2 separate regions of the Homo sapiens genome follow, and region 1 is linked to region 2. A link is a loop called in an ENCODE intact Hi-C map of the cell type or tissue named here. Cell type or tissue: OCI-LY7. All regions are shown on one strand. Each heading gives the region's core, and the rest is flanking DNA. Links, peaks and the distances in the headings are about the cores only.

Region 1 (7,072 bases), core at 1,340-5,339, 220 kb before region 2:
GAACAATTTGGCTGGGAAAATAGTGAGCACAGATTAATCTTTTAAAAAGACCCCACACAATTGCTTGAGAAGCGCCTCAGCTAGTGTCTTTTTGTCACCAACTTTGTATCCTAGCGGTAGAAATGACTTTGGACTTTCCTGGGGCCGGTGCCAGGCTCTGAGTGTAGTCAGGCTTGTGAGGCAGAAGTGAAGATCTCAGGCACCCCAACTGTGTCCCATACAAGATGCCTAAATGGGTTGTCTAAAACCAAACACGAGAAGCAGAAAATGGCTTGTCTTGCACAGTGGGCATTGGGCCCACCTGTTTGCCGCTGGAAGTCCCAGGCTTCGAACCGCAGTCCCCTCCTTGCAAGAGGCCCAGGACCTCAGCCACCACCAGAGGGCAGGAAACCACATCTCACTCTCCCTGAAGCCCCCACAGCACAGGGCTTGGCATGCGCAGGTCATTCTGGAAAGACTTCCAGATTCATTCCCTCATTCTTCAACTCCTATTTTCTGAGCACCTACTCTGTGTCCTAAAAAGTTCAGCAGTGAGCAGAACCCTGCTCTGAGCAGGCTGACCACCTGCTGGAGAAGTCAGACAGGTGAAGAGGAAATTAAGACACAGACAGTATGGGGAGGAGGTTCCTTATGGTGTGGGAACAGTTCTGTATCTTGATTGTGGTGATGTCTATACAAATCTCCATACAGGTGACAAAATTTCCTAGAACTGTGCACAAAAACATGCACACACACAAAAAAATGAGTCCATGTAAAAACTGGTGAAATCTGAGTAGACCAGGTCAATTGTTTGAGTCCAGGAGTTTGAGGCAGCAATGAGTTGTGATTGTGCAACTACACTCCGGTCTGGGCCACAGAGCAAGACCCTGTCTCTAAAATTAAAAACAAATTCCAAAGTGTAAACAAAAACTGAACAAATCAGCAACTTATTTGTCCATCGTAGTCTAGTAGTTAAGCACATTGTGCCAATGCCAAGTTCCTGATTTTCATAATGCACTACAGTTATATAAAATATTGCCATAGGTGGAGGCTGGGAGATGGGTATAACTCTGCACTTGTTTTGCAACTGCTCTGATCTATAACTATTTCCTAATAAATGGTTTAAAGAAACACTGATGTGCAAAGCACTGATGGAAAACGCAGGAGGCTGCAGAAGTCCAAAGAAACGCTGGATTCTTGGGGGCAGCAGGGAAGGTTTCCTGGAAAAACTCATATCTTCCCAAAGGCAACCCAGTTAAGTGCCCAGAAGGGTCAGCAGGAGGGGAAAAGTGAAGCTGGGAGTGACAGGCAGCAGAAATGGAGGTAACTGTAGCACAGACCCAGTCCCAAGACATTCAGATTCAAATTGTATTTAAATGCTGGAGAGTTTTGGCTAAGCTGAAATTTAAAAGAGATTTAGGACCCCTAAAGGGGAAGATTGGCTGAGAGGAAAAATAATCCTTCAGGTCTGAGGAGTGTTGGAAGGACACGCTGGAGGCCCCTCCTTTGTAGTCACGTGGCTAGCAGGCACCTGCAAGCTGAAACGTGTGGGCTGGAGGGACTGCGGCAGTGACATGTCTCCGCAGACCTGGCTGCCATTCCTGGTTCACTGGCTACACCCAGCTCCATGGCACCCATGTCTCTGCACATTTTCCCCATAGAACACATGTACCTTATTCTCCCAGGATTCTGCCAGGTAGCTCTGGGCTTCATCAAGACAACTGCCACCTGCTGCCACACACTCCCGCACATCACAATGGTGAAATATGGGGCCCACAGGCAAGGTGGAGGGATGAGTAGTTTGGCTGGAGAGGCTTTATTCCATCAAGCCCCTACTGTTATCCATCCATCTAAATCATACAACTCAGGTTATCAACACTCCATGAAACAACCACTCCAAACTTCCTGCTCCAGGAGTTTTTATTATGAAGACCATCCAAGCCTAAGCAACAAGCAAAACCCTGTTTCTACAAAAAAAAGAAAATAAATTGAAAAATTTTTCTGGCATGATGGCACGTGCCTACAGTCATGACTACTTGGGAGACTGAGATAGGAGAATTGCTTGAGCTCAGTAGTTCAAGGCTGCAATGACTTGTGATTGTGCAACTGCACTTCAGTCTGGGCAACAGAGAAGAACACTGTCTCTAAAAATAATAAATAAATAAAAGTCCAAGTGTAAACAAAAACTGAACAAATCAGCAACTTATTTGTACATTGTAAAAACATCACAGCTGAGCACTTATAAGTTCCACTGGGAAAGAGACACAGGGTCTGCAGCCCCAGATACAATAAGAAAAGTGACTGCTGTCTGACACTGAGCTTTATACAGATTCCCGTGGAGTGCACACAGCAACCCTGTGGAGGCTGATGCTGTATCATCATCATGCACATTTTATAGATCAGTGCATGCACAAAAAGGTTAGATAACTTGCCCAAGGGTGTGCAGTCAGTATGTGCTGGGACCATGACCCAAATGCAGGGTGTTCCGTTTTCTCTTCCACTCAAGCACCAGCTCCTCCACTGTTTCCATGAGCATCTCCACTCACCTTGCACAAGATTGACGCCTTTCCAGCTCCCCAGACTGGAGCTAAGGAAGCTTGGAGTAGCTAAGGACCATTCCCTGCAACACCTCCAGACACACCTCCTGACCTTTATGATACACCTGGAAGACAGGTGCATCCCCTGAAATCCCTTGGACCAAGGACAAGATCCTTCAGTAGCCCTTGGTCTTTCTTGAGATACAGGGAAGCTTTGTAAGATTCCCATTAATGAAATATTTAGGTGATACTTCTCTCACTTCAGAAAACAAATGAGAAAAGGAGTTTTGCTTACAGTACATTAAGTTACTTTAAATTACTGGAAGCCATTTGTAGATAACTTCCTGGAAAATTTGAATATGGATAAGGATATGTTACTCATCAGCCTGACACTTTCATAAAATACCCTCCAAATAGAACAGCAGCAAGGAAAGGAGCATATGTTTTCATCTCCAATATGGGCATTCTATGAAATGTAAGCACTGTATCATTACTGATCCCTGAAAAACTGGGTCATAATGAGTCTTGAACTTAGAAAGTCAAAAATTAGGTTCTAAAAAAAAGTATGCTCCTCTCACCCTATCTCTATCACTGAAAATTAAAAAGATAAATTTCAAAAGCCAAAACACATGACCCAAACTCTTGAGCATTCTGTGAGTCTAATTAGATGTGCTGTTGTCTTGATTTTTGTGGAAATAAAAGCAGCCATCACAGAAAGAATTGAACGGTTATATTATTTGTGAAAGTAGATTTATATAAAGTTAGTGATTAAGGCTTTGTGACATAAAGTCATCTGGTCAATGCATTCAAAGGCCCAGTCAATCACCCACAAGTTGAACAGATGAGACAACAATGGCAAAGACTTTCTTCAAAAGTCACCGCTAGAGGGGGCTCTAGAGACATCCACCCTGGCTACCCATCAGCATCATCTGGGGTGCATGTTAAAAACAAGATGCCTGAGAGCCATCCTCCAAAATTCTGGTTCAGTCACCTTAGGGCGTAACCAAGGAACTGGCATTTTCGTGAAGCACCCAACTCATGCATGTGCAGACATCCCTGAGCCTGCGAACTACTCCCCTATATAGCTAGTCAGTCTACAAAGAGGAAGCTACACTGGAACACCCGCCATAGAGCTGTTTGCCCAAGGCCTATCTTATCCGGGGACAGACTCCTTGATGGCTAACCCTGTCCTAACACACCCTGTCCACTCCATCTATTTTAAATTATTACTGTTTTTGAGTCTATCATTATTAAAGGATTTAAGTTTTTATATTATTTTAGTACTTTGCATTTGAATGATCTTTTCTACAGCCTCTCATCTTTAAAAAGAGATAAAAATACTGCCTATGTTGTAATCTGTAAATAAGAATGAGTGAGGTAGCCCAGGTGGAGTTTTGCACAGGCTTGGGACATAATGTGTGTTTAATAAATGTTGGCTATTACGGTGTCATTCTTGCCTGTGACCCATCATGTATAAGGAGGAATGAATTGTCATCATTGCAGTGGAATACATTTTGGCTGCCTAGGTTAGATAAATTGTTTAACTGTGTGCAATGTCCAGAGATTATAATTTCTGCTATATGGAGGGCTGCTGGGAACCAGAGGGTATGATTGATTCGAACTTTATTTCAGAGACTTTGGTTCCAAGTTCCAATCCTCAACCCTCCTGGCCACCCACAAAGAGTCAAGAAAATATCCAAGCATATTTCCAACATTTATTGGAAACATTTATTTTAAATATATTTATAATAGCCAAAAATTGGAAACAATCCAAATGTTCATCAGCAAGAGAATAAATTTCGTATATTTATACAATGGAATATGACACAGAAATTAAAAATAATAAACTGCTAAGAAACACAATAACATGGATAAATCACACAGACATTGTTCTCACAGCTGAACACAGTAAGCCAGGTTCAAAAGACTACATAATGTATGAGGGTATAATTCAGGACAGTGGCTACTTCTGGGAGATGTTAACTGGGAAGAGGCAAAAGGAACTCTTCTGGGGAGCTGGAAATGCTTTATGTCTTGTCTGGTTGATGATTTTAGACGTAAAAATTAATTGAGCTGTACATTTAAAATTAGTGCACTTTACAAAGTTTGCTGCATGCATTATACCTTAATTAAAAATTTTTTAAAGCATAAGATGCATCTTAATGCTAGTTTCAAGTGAGATTTCTCACCCTTTTAAACTCATCTGTGTGTGAACACAGCTTCTCTTTTACTTGCGGGTGGCCCCAAGTGGATGGTGGGAACAATGCAGAATAAGAAAACTTTTTCTCGTCTTGTCCCTCAATTTCTTATTCTCTCTTCTCTCAGTATTTCTAGCTTCTTTTAAAGCACCAAATGATTATTCTGTGATCGTTAATCAGATCGCCCCACTGCCTGATTTATCTGACAAAACAGTTATTTCTAAACACCTAAACTCAATCTATCCCTTTCCGATGCTAGCCCATTACTCCTCCTCTCCGCACCACTGTCCTGCATACAAGATAAATCGCTCTCAGCTCAGGGCTGAATGCAGTTTCCATCTAGAAGCCAATTAGGGAATTGCATTTGTTTAGTCTCCCAACAACCCAGATCAATGGCAGACCCTTTGATGACTTGTGAAATAACCCAAGTAATGGGCTTGACAATGTTGCCTCAGGAAAGATTTTCAGCTGAAGTTGAGAGAAGCAGTAAAAGTCTCCTTTTATTCACCACCAAGCTCTATCCCTCTTGACTTTATTCAAACCTTGCTTCATCTTAGGCTTTTCTGGAAGAGATATTCTGGGTTTCACTCTTAAAATCTGCCAGCTAAAACAGAGGGAAGGCCCACCTGATTAGCTGCCTCTATAATGGATTTCATTAATTCGCTCACTTAATCGTTCACTAAAAAATCACCTATAGAGCACCCGTTATGCTCAGCAGACAGCAGAAAACAAAACCGAGTCTCTGACCTCATGGAACATATATTCTAGCTGGAGAGACATAAAATAAATGAGGTAATTTTACAGAATAACAAATTACATGAGTAAATAAAATGAGAAAGTATGAACAAGAATGCCCAGGAAAGTAGAGACACTTTATATAGGACTGCCAGAGAAGCCCTCTTTGAGGATGCAACACTTGCGCAGAGACCTGAATAATGAGACACAGTCAGTTATGCACATGCTGGGAAAATCATCCCAAGCAAAAGAATAATCACTTTCAGGGGTCCAAACTCTCTGTGTGAGTTCTAGAAACAGAGGGAAGGGGAAACCATAAAGCAAACCCTAACTTTGTCCTACCGCCTGGTCTCTCTACAAGGACTGCCTCCTCCTTTGCTATTCAGCAGGGGCCCTTCCTAGTGCCATGGCACTGGCTCTTTCTGAAAAAATGCCAACGAAAATATCGGCAACCACCATGATTCATTTTCCAAAGTACTGTTGGGGTAACCCAACTCCCTTGTTCCAACTGAGGCTGAACTGAGATTCCTGAAGCTCTGGGAGACCAACAGCAAGACTCCAATTAGGCCTGACCATGTTCAACATAAAAAGAGCTGTCCCTGGGAAGAAGGTGCTGATGGAGACAAGCTCCAAGGCTGCAGCAAAGACAGCAGTGCAGATCGATAAACACAGCACAAATTAGGATTTCATTTTCAATTCTTTTGTCAAGACTAATTGCATGCTCACTTCGAGTAAGATGCCCTTTCTGTTCAGAAGCATTACTGTCCAGGAGAAGGTAACACGCTGGGGCTTCGAATTGGCATTTCACATAATGAGGATTTCGCAGTTCAAACAATCACTAGATATTTTATTCTGGAAATCGAAGCTGTTAGTCAACTAAAAGTCCTCATCCTGAGCTGTGAACATGGGCAGACATTAAGCAAGCATTCGGTGACATCACTCATTCCATTTCTGTCTTTTCTTCCCAGTTCTCAGGCACCACAGATGATAACAGCCACTGGATCCCTCAAGCACATGGAAATTCCCAGAACTTCACAGATGCTCACAGATGCATCCCATGATCTTGACCTTTGAGTAATGGGATAAGCAGGTACAAAGGAGACAGAAGGGCCAGGCTGGGTGCTTAGAGAATTCCAGGAAGAGAAAGAGGCACTAGAAGTCATGGCAGGCAGCATAGAGCAGTGGGTAAGTGTACAGACCTGAGGACCAGATTCGATTTCCACCGCTCAAGAGCCACTTGGCCTTACTTAAGTCACATTGTATCTCTAAGTCAGCTTCCTGATCTGTGAATAAGCCAGACACAGAAAGAAACATACTGCTTGATCTCACTTATATTATGGAATTTCAAGAAGTCAAACTCACAGAAACAAAGAGCAGACAGTGGTTACCAGGGACTGAAGGGTGGGGAAAATAGGGAGAAGTTGGTCAAATGGCATAAACCATCAGTTATGAGAATAATGGTGACTATAGTTAATAATATTGCATGGTCTACTTGAGATTTAAGAGAGATCTTAAGTGTCTCTCCACAAAAAAAGTAACTAAATGGTTTACTTCACTTAGCAGTCTTTTTGGGGTTCATCCGTGTTATCACACGTGGCAGGATTTCCTTCTTGTGTGGCTGAA
Region 2 (7,072 bases), core at 1,269-5,268:
GGGTGGGAAGGCATAGGGAATGAGTAGGGGCTTTCCTTGGGGTCCAAAGACCCCACCAAGGGGTCCACAAATAGAATTCGGTGAGTCTGTGAAGGTGGATAAAAAGTGATTCTTTCTGTTTTTTTTTTGTTTTGTTTTGTTTTTTTGTTTTGAGACAGAGTCTCTCTCTGTTGCCCAGGCTGGAGTGCAGTGGCGTGATCTCGGCTCACTACAAGCTCCGCCTCCCGGATTCATGCCATTCTCCTGCCTCAGCCTCCTGAGTAGCTGGGACTACAGGCATCTGCCTCCACGCCTGGCTAATTTTTTTGTATTTTTAGTAGAGACGGGGTTTCACCATGTGAGCCAGGATGGTCTCAATCTCCTGACCTTGTGATCTGCCCGCCTCGGCCTTCCAAAGTGCTGGGATTACTGTGCCTGGCCAAAAGTTATTCTTTTGTGTTCACCAACCTCGAGCTGAAATTGAGCATGTCCCTAATAGTATTATTAGTACCTGGGACCTTGTCATCAATATAAGCCATAGAGGCCTCCATTTCACAGCACGGTTTTTGCAGATATCATGCTGTGTCATTTATACTGATCACAACGTTGGAATTATGATGCTTATCAGACCTGCTGCTATAATGTATTACTAGAAAAGCAAATCTGTTATTATATTACATTTTAATGTTAATAAGTATATTTCAATATAATTGATTTTGTTAATTCTGTGTATTTTACTACATGCATTTAAAAAATTGTTCAGAAACGGGGTCCACTGGCTTTGCCCAAAGGCATCTATGGTACAACAGAACTAAGGACCCCCAGCTAAAGCTCCCTGGAGGAGCTTGCAGTCTGGAGGAGAAGGCAATCTGGGGCCAGAATGAGCTGAACTATGAATGGGGCAGTGCCAGGGGCTCTGGAAGACCAAGGAGGCAATCCTTGCGCCACCTGGGATGGGTGTCAGTCATGTCCACAACGATGGTTAGAGGCATCTTCTCAGAGTGCATCCCACCCTGCCACCAGCCAAAGGCAGGCACAGCACAGGGAAGGCCACCAAGTCAGGCCCTGCCCAGCTGCTGTGACCTGGTCTGCTTCACCCCAGGAGGGGTGAGAGCAGCCTTCCCCAACCCTCTGCATCCCATCACCATGGAGACCAGGGCGCAGTCTAGCCAGAGGGAAGACAGTACTCTGTCCTTGTTATTTACTTACTCATATTCTCCCTCCTTCTCTTGTTCATTTACTCTCTCTCTCCTCTCTCATTCCCACTTTCTCTCCTCTTTGATTTTTTTCTCTGCCTCTTTTCCCCCTCTCTCTTCCCCTCGCCAACTTCCTCTCATCTCTATTCACTTCTGTGTTTTTCCTCTGCATTTATTCCACAATCCTTCACTTCTAACCTGCCACAGAGCCCCGAAGCATGAGGAACTGGGTGGGAACCCACAAATCTGATAGTCAAGGCTTCTCTCTGCCCTATTTTTAAGGTGGGAAAACAGGCCCGGAGAGTGGAGAACCACACCCTGTCTCTAGATGTGCCTAGCACATCCTAGTCCTAGCCCTGTGCTTTGGCCCCTGTGCCTGGAGAGGGTCTCAGCATGGCACGGGCCTCAAAGGCAGAGCTGGAAGGGCCTTGGCTTGCCTCCTCCTGGCAGCCCTCAGCAGTGTCTATGGGGTGGGGGGGTAAGCACCCTCTTCCTCATGCAGAATCCCTGCCTTGCCCACAGTAGAGCTGGTTCCCAAGCAGAAGAGCAGCAAACTGAATCCAAAGGCAGGGACCTTTGGAAGGCATTCTCTCCTCAGTGGAAATGAGCCTCTCTCTCTGCTCCACCTGCCTCCCCAGCACCTGCCCTGGGAAATAGAACCCCATCATCAGGGGAATGACAAAGAAGGAATGACGGGGTCCCTTGCCAACCTGCTGAGCTTGGCAAGGACCTCACAGCCTCTTCTTCCAGAAAAGACAATGACAGCAGGGAGGGGGAATGAGGTGACACTAATTCCTGTGGAGCCTGCCTGGGATGGGGAGGGCCAGGGCTGGGGGGTGACTTCCCAGGGTGAAGCTGGTGCCCCCAGCCCGACCCTCCCTCCCTCCTCTGTGCTTCTGAAGCGTTTTGCGCACTGGCTCGTCAGCACTGCAGCACTATCTGGTAGCTGCCAATTTACTTTATTATGACTTGTTGGAGCACGAGGCCTGGGAAAGCCCAGGCACTTGGTAAATTTCAGTTGAGGAAAGTGAAACTCAGTGAGCTTTAACACAAATATAAATGACTGTTGAAACATTTCTAAAGTTACAGAGTGAAGGGAGAAAGTGGCATAATTCATATCACACACCAAAGCATATGTCTAAACTGCTTTCTTTCCCTCCCAAGTCAGGAGAGGAGCAACGAAACGGGCAAATGGAATGTCAAAGTGTCTCCCCATTCGTGGCTGCCGGAAGGTGGCTGAGCATGATGGGCCAATCTTCATGAGATCACATAAGTGAGTCTCTGGCCAGGCCAGAGGGAAGTAACAGCCAAGAGCCCTGATGAATTAAAAAAATATATATATATATATATAAATATATAAATATAAATATATATAAATATAAATATATATATATATATATATATGAAGATTTGAATGGGGGCCCAAAGAGAAGGGGCCCTAACATGGGAGAGTGGAGGAACAGTGGGAGGGTTGAGGGGCCACCAAGCAGGAGCACTGGGGCTGCACAAAGACCTCTTCCAGCACTCCTCATGATGGGATCCCCCTGTCTCTCCAAAGCCCTCAGAGAAAGCGTATTTTGGGGTGAGCCACTGTCCATGGGAAGCAGGCGAAAGCCCACAGAGCACGTGTCTGAGCTGTGGCTGGAGTCAGAGGTGGGGCTGAGAGGATGCAGGGCAGGCACAGGAGGTGCTGGACAAGAATGTGTAAGTTATGAGTCAAAATGACTGGAACACTCTCCTGGCTCACTGCACCACCTCCTCCACTGCTCATGGGTTGAATGAGATGGGATCCCCCAGGAGAGGCCAGAGCCCCTGGGGCCCAGGTGCAGCTGAGGGGAAGGGGGCATCCAGCAGGCTTCCCTGACCAGCTGTCCATCTAGGCCCCTGGCCCTGCTGGCAGAGCTGGCTGCAGCCTGATGCCAGACTGGGTGAGGACATTATGCTAAGTGAGGTAAGTCAGGCACAGGAAATACTGCATGATCTCATTGAGATGTGGAGTCGACTGAGGTGTGGAGTCTGAAAAAGAAGAAGAAGAAGAGGAGGAGGAGGAAGAAGAGGAGGAAGAAAAAAAGAAGAGGAAGAAGTAGTAGAAGAAGAAGAACAAGAAGGAGAAGGAGAGAAGAAGGAAGAAGGAAGAAACAAGAATGAAGGAAGAAGGAAGAAACAGAATAGAAGAAAAGTGGCTCCCAGGGGTAGGGAAGGCAAGGAAATGGTGGGGAGATGTAGGTTAAAGAGTGCAAACTTGCAGTTATGTAGGATGAATAAGTCTGGGGATCTAATGTACAGCAAGAGGACTACACTTACTAATATTGTAGAGTATATTGAAAATTTACTGAAAGAGTTGATTTTAGGTGCTGTTAGTGTGTACACACTCAAGGAAACTATAGAAGGAGATGGATATGTTAAATTGGTCATCTGTAAATAATCACTTCACTATAAATATGTATATCAAAACATCTTGTTGTGCATCTTAAATTTACACAATTGAAAAAAAAAAAAGGCTGCCAGACCAAGACTCAGGGCCACTGCATTCCACCAGGGGGTGCTGTTTGACATCTGCCAACACCTTTCACAGCCTCCTCCGCCAAATATTTCAGAAACCAATTTCCAATAAAGCAAACACCCTACTCACCTGGCTGCAGAGTTGGAAAATATCTTGTTTCGTTGCAAATGAGTTTTACCATCTCCTCAGAGCTCTGAACTTAGCCATCATGCACAGTCTCTTAGTTGGGTCAGTGTCCCGGGATGGAATTTCCTGACCTTGTCACCGGTTCTTGGATCCACACCTTAGAGCAATTCATTACTGTTGGAACTGCCTGCATCTGGTTCTGGCCTCTCCTCTCAATTAAGGGAGAAACAAGACAGGAGGGAGGGCTGCAGGAAGCTGCTGTGCTGTGAGAAGCAGGTGCCCTTGGATGGCTTCTGCAAACTCCCCAGGTCCCAGTTTTCTCATTGGTGAAGAAACCAGAATGGGCAGACCAATAGCCTTACAGGCTTGCTCAGTGGCTATCCTGACAAAACAAAAGACCAAAACACAGGTTAGGAGGTGTTACCTAAAATGTACAGGAGGCCATTGATTTGGGCGGAGTTCCTGGCTGTGCATCTGGCCTGCGGTCACCCAGTACTCCGGGCTCTGACACACAGGCGGCAGCTCCTCCCTATGAAAGTGCCACCCAGGTTGGACATGTTTTTAAAAGCTGATCGTTAATGAGCTGGAAAGGAAAGGAATAGAAGCCATTATGATCACTCTAAGAAAGCATCTCTGATTCATGGATCATTTACTATTGATTATTGAAACCAATGCCATCGTGCACGCCCTGTGGCTGGTTTTAAAACCTCTATATCGTGGAGTTTGGGATTTATTTGGAAGCACTATAATAAGCAGCACATGACAATTACTTCCCTCAGTATTCCCTGTAATCAAGATAAATTATCCTGCTATTGATGTAAATGGGATATGAAAATCTATAGAGTCCTCCTGAGGAGAATAAACCCTACATTATGCTCACCTCATTTAACAGCAAAACCATTTTGGGGTCAATCAAAAATACATTCCCCCAAACTTTTATTGCCATCCATCCTTAGTCACCTCCAGAAACAATTAGCAAACAATACCAGTGAGGAAGCACTCAGCCTAGGGGCGCCTGTACTGCTGTTATTATATTCGCCTTATAGAGCCTCCATGTCCACAGACCTAGGGCATCCTTTGACACTCACAGGTGTCTTATCATAAATGTATTTACATAGGACACATATGTATTTAAAATTTGTTTTCCCCATTGCTAAACAACCTCTTATGAAAATTCAAAGTACGATTAATTATATATGAATTTTTTTATAAACAACAAATGGCCAGGCACAGTGGCTCACACCTCTAATCCCAGCACTTTGAGAGGCTGAGGCAGGTGGATCACCTGAGGTCAGGAGTTTGAGACCAGCCTGGCCAACATGGTGAAACCTCGTCTCTACTAAAAATACAAAGATTAACCAGGCATGATGGCTCATGCCTGTAGTCCCAGCTACTTGGGAGGCTGAGGCAGGAAGAATCGCTTGAACCTGGGAGGTGGAGGATGCAGTGAGATGAGGTTGTGCTATTGCACTCCAGCCTGGGTGACAGAGAGAGACTCCATCTCAAAAAAATAAAAATAAAAATATATAAACTCAATTTGCATTACTTCTCCTTCTCTGATTTTTGTCTCTTCTTTTCCATCAAGTGCTTGCCTTTTGAGCCAGCTTTCTGTGGCTGCTTTTCTTCTGCCAGAAAAGGTGCTGCCCTGAGCAGCTCTGTACTCTCTCTTTCTTTGATTTTCTCTGTTTTTCCTGTCCCTGAAACCCCATACTTTATTCATTCAGTGGGGATGCCACAGCCTTCTTTCCTAGGAATTCCTTTCAGTGCAGAACGCTTCTGGCAGTCTCAACTTCTTTTACGCACCTAACCTCTCTTTCTGAATTTGTTATTTAATATATTGTCCTTTTATTCAGCATCTTTACTATAAAACCTTCTTCTTTATAGCAAGACAAGCATAAAATCCTCTCTAAGCCATGTCTTTTCAAGCTATTTTATCTCAGTCTTAATTCTCCTAATCTCACCTGTTTAAATGAGGAGAGAGAAAAAGGAAGAGGAGGAGGAGGAAGATGAAGAGAAGGAGGGGAGAAGGAGGGGAGAAGGAGGAGAAAGACTCACAGTGACAATGATTTGACTATCACTGGATGTTAGGATTATGAGTGATTTATTTTACGGTCTTTATTTTTTCAGCATTTTGCAGACTGTCTGCAATGAACATGTACACTTTATTCCAGTTGCCCTAAAAAGCTGAGCCTACGACAAAAGCTTACAGGCTAAAGCTTTGTTGGAGGTGCAATCCCAAAGAAAGAAGCAGGAATGAGGAAGAAAGAGGGGCAGAGAAAAAGCAAAAACAAATACTGAGCAGTGCAATTCCAAGCCGGTCACAGTCTCACAACAAAACATAGCTGACTGCTCAGTCACTTAGGACCTCACCAGAGAGGCCACAAGGAGCTGTGAGCCACAGTCAGCCAAGGAGGGTCAGGAGGCACTGGCTGTCTCAGCCTCTCCTGGGCAAAGTCTGCACTGACTCCCCACACTGGCAGACCACGTGGCTCCACAGGAAAAGCCGGGCTGCAGGGGACCTGACCCAGCCATGCCCAGGTGCACCGTTCCTCCTGTCACTTAGCACCACACGTGGGGGCTCTTGGTCTGCAGAGCTGGTGGCAGCAGCGGAGGCAGTCAGGGCTCCTGGAACACAGACAGCTGAGCTATTGCTAGAGCTGCTCTGGCTGGAGGCAAGGCAAGTCTGCTGATCAAATGCTTTTATAGCTAAGAAAATAAGAATAGCTTGTTTTAAAATATTAGATTCCATTATAAAGTCTTGATCCTTTTAGCCTCAGCTTGCTGTAGGCTCATTCAAACCTTTTTATATCCCAGATCTACACTGGACACAGTCCTTTAAGACAGAGTCATAAACCACAAAGCCCACGGGGCCAGGCCAGGAACACGCACAGGAAAGTGAGCTGAGTGGAGGCTGCGGAAGTGCCGGCTGGGTGGAGGCGGAGCGCACACACCTCTAAGTCACGACTGCCTGGCTTCGGCCCACGGCTGTTACACCTTTTGACTTTGTTCCAAAATATTTTAAAATTGAAATTCACGACTTCTCTAAACGTGAGAAATCTCATTTTTCACTGTTGACAAGTGGACTTTTTTTCCCCAATATTTTGAGCTAAACAAAACATGTCAGCTCTCCACAGACAGTTTTTATTTGTCCACAAGCTTGTGACGTCTGCTAATAAAAAGACTATGGAAAACACTTCATTTTCCCAACCTCTGCATTGCCTCACATGATAGCTCATGTTTTCATGAAGGTTCCATGTGTAAGACACTG

Evidence for each region. Peaks named below come from ENCODE experiments on the same cell type or tissue, not always from the same donor. Only the 100,000 strongest peaks of a DNase experiment are listed, where the experiment ranks them.
Region 1: it touches region 2 in a loop (2.7-fold over the local background); 1 of 110 quality-filtered maps calls a loop at or near these places.

Annotation. Positions count from the first base shown.
Region 1 is chr19:28,239,113-28,246,184 of GRCh38, forward strand. No RefSeq gene overlaps it. Among named protein-coding and RNA genes, the nearest start is that of ERVE-5, 360 kb to the right of the region's middle. In OCI-LY7, for the core only: CTCF peaks have their summits at 3,402 (motif pointing right) and 3,606; a DNase peak (open chromatin) is centred at 3,399.
Region 2 is chr19:28,462,595-28,469,666 of GRCh38, forward strand. It overlaps the pseudogene LOC100420587. Among named protein-coding and RNA genes, the nearest start is that of ERVE-5, 140 kb to the right of the region's middle. In OCI-LY7, for the core only: CTCF peaks have their summits at 3,708 (motif pointing right) and 3,917; a DNase peak (open chromatin) is centred at 3,727; H3K27ac peaks cover 441 bases.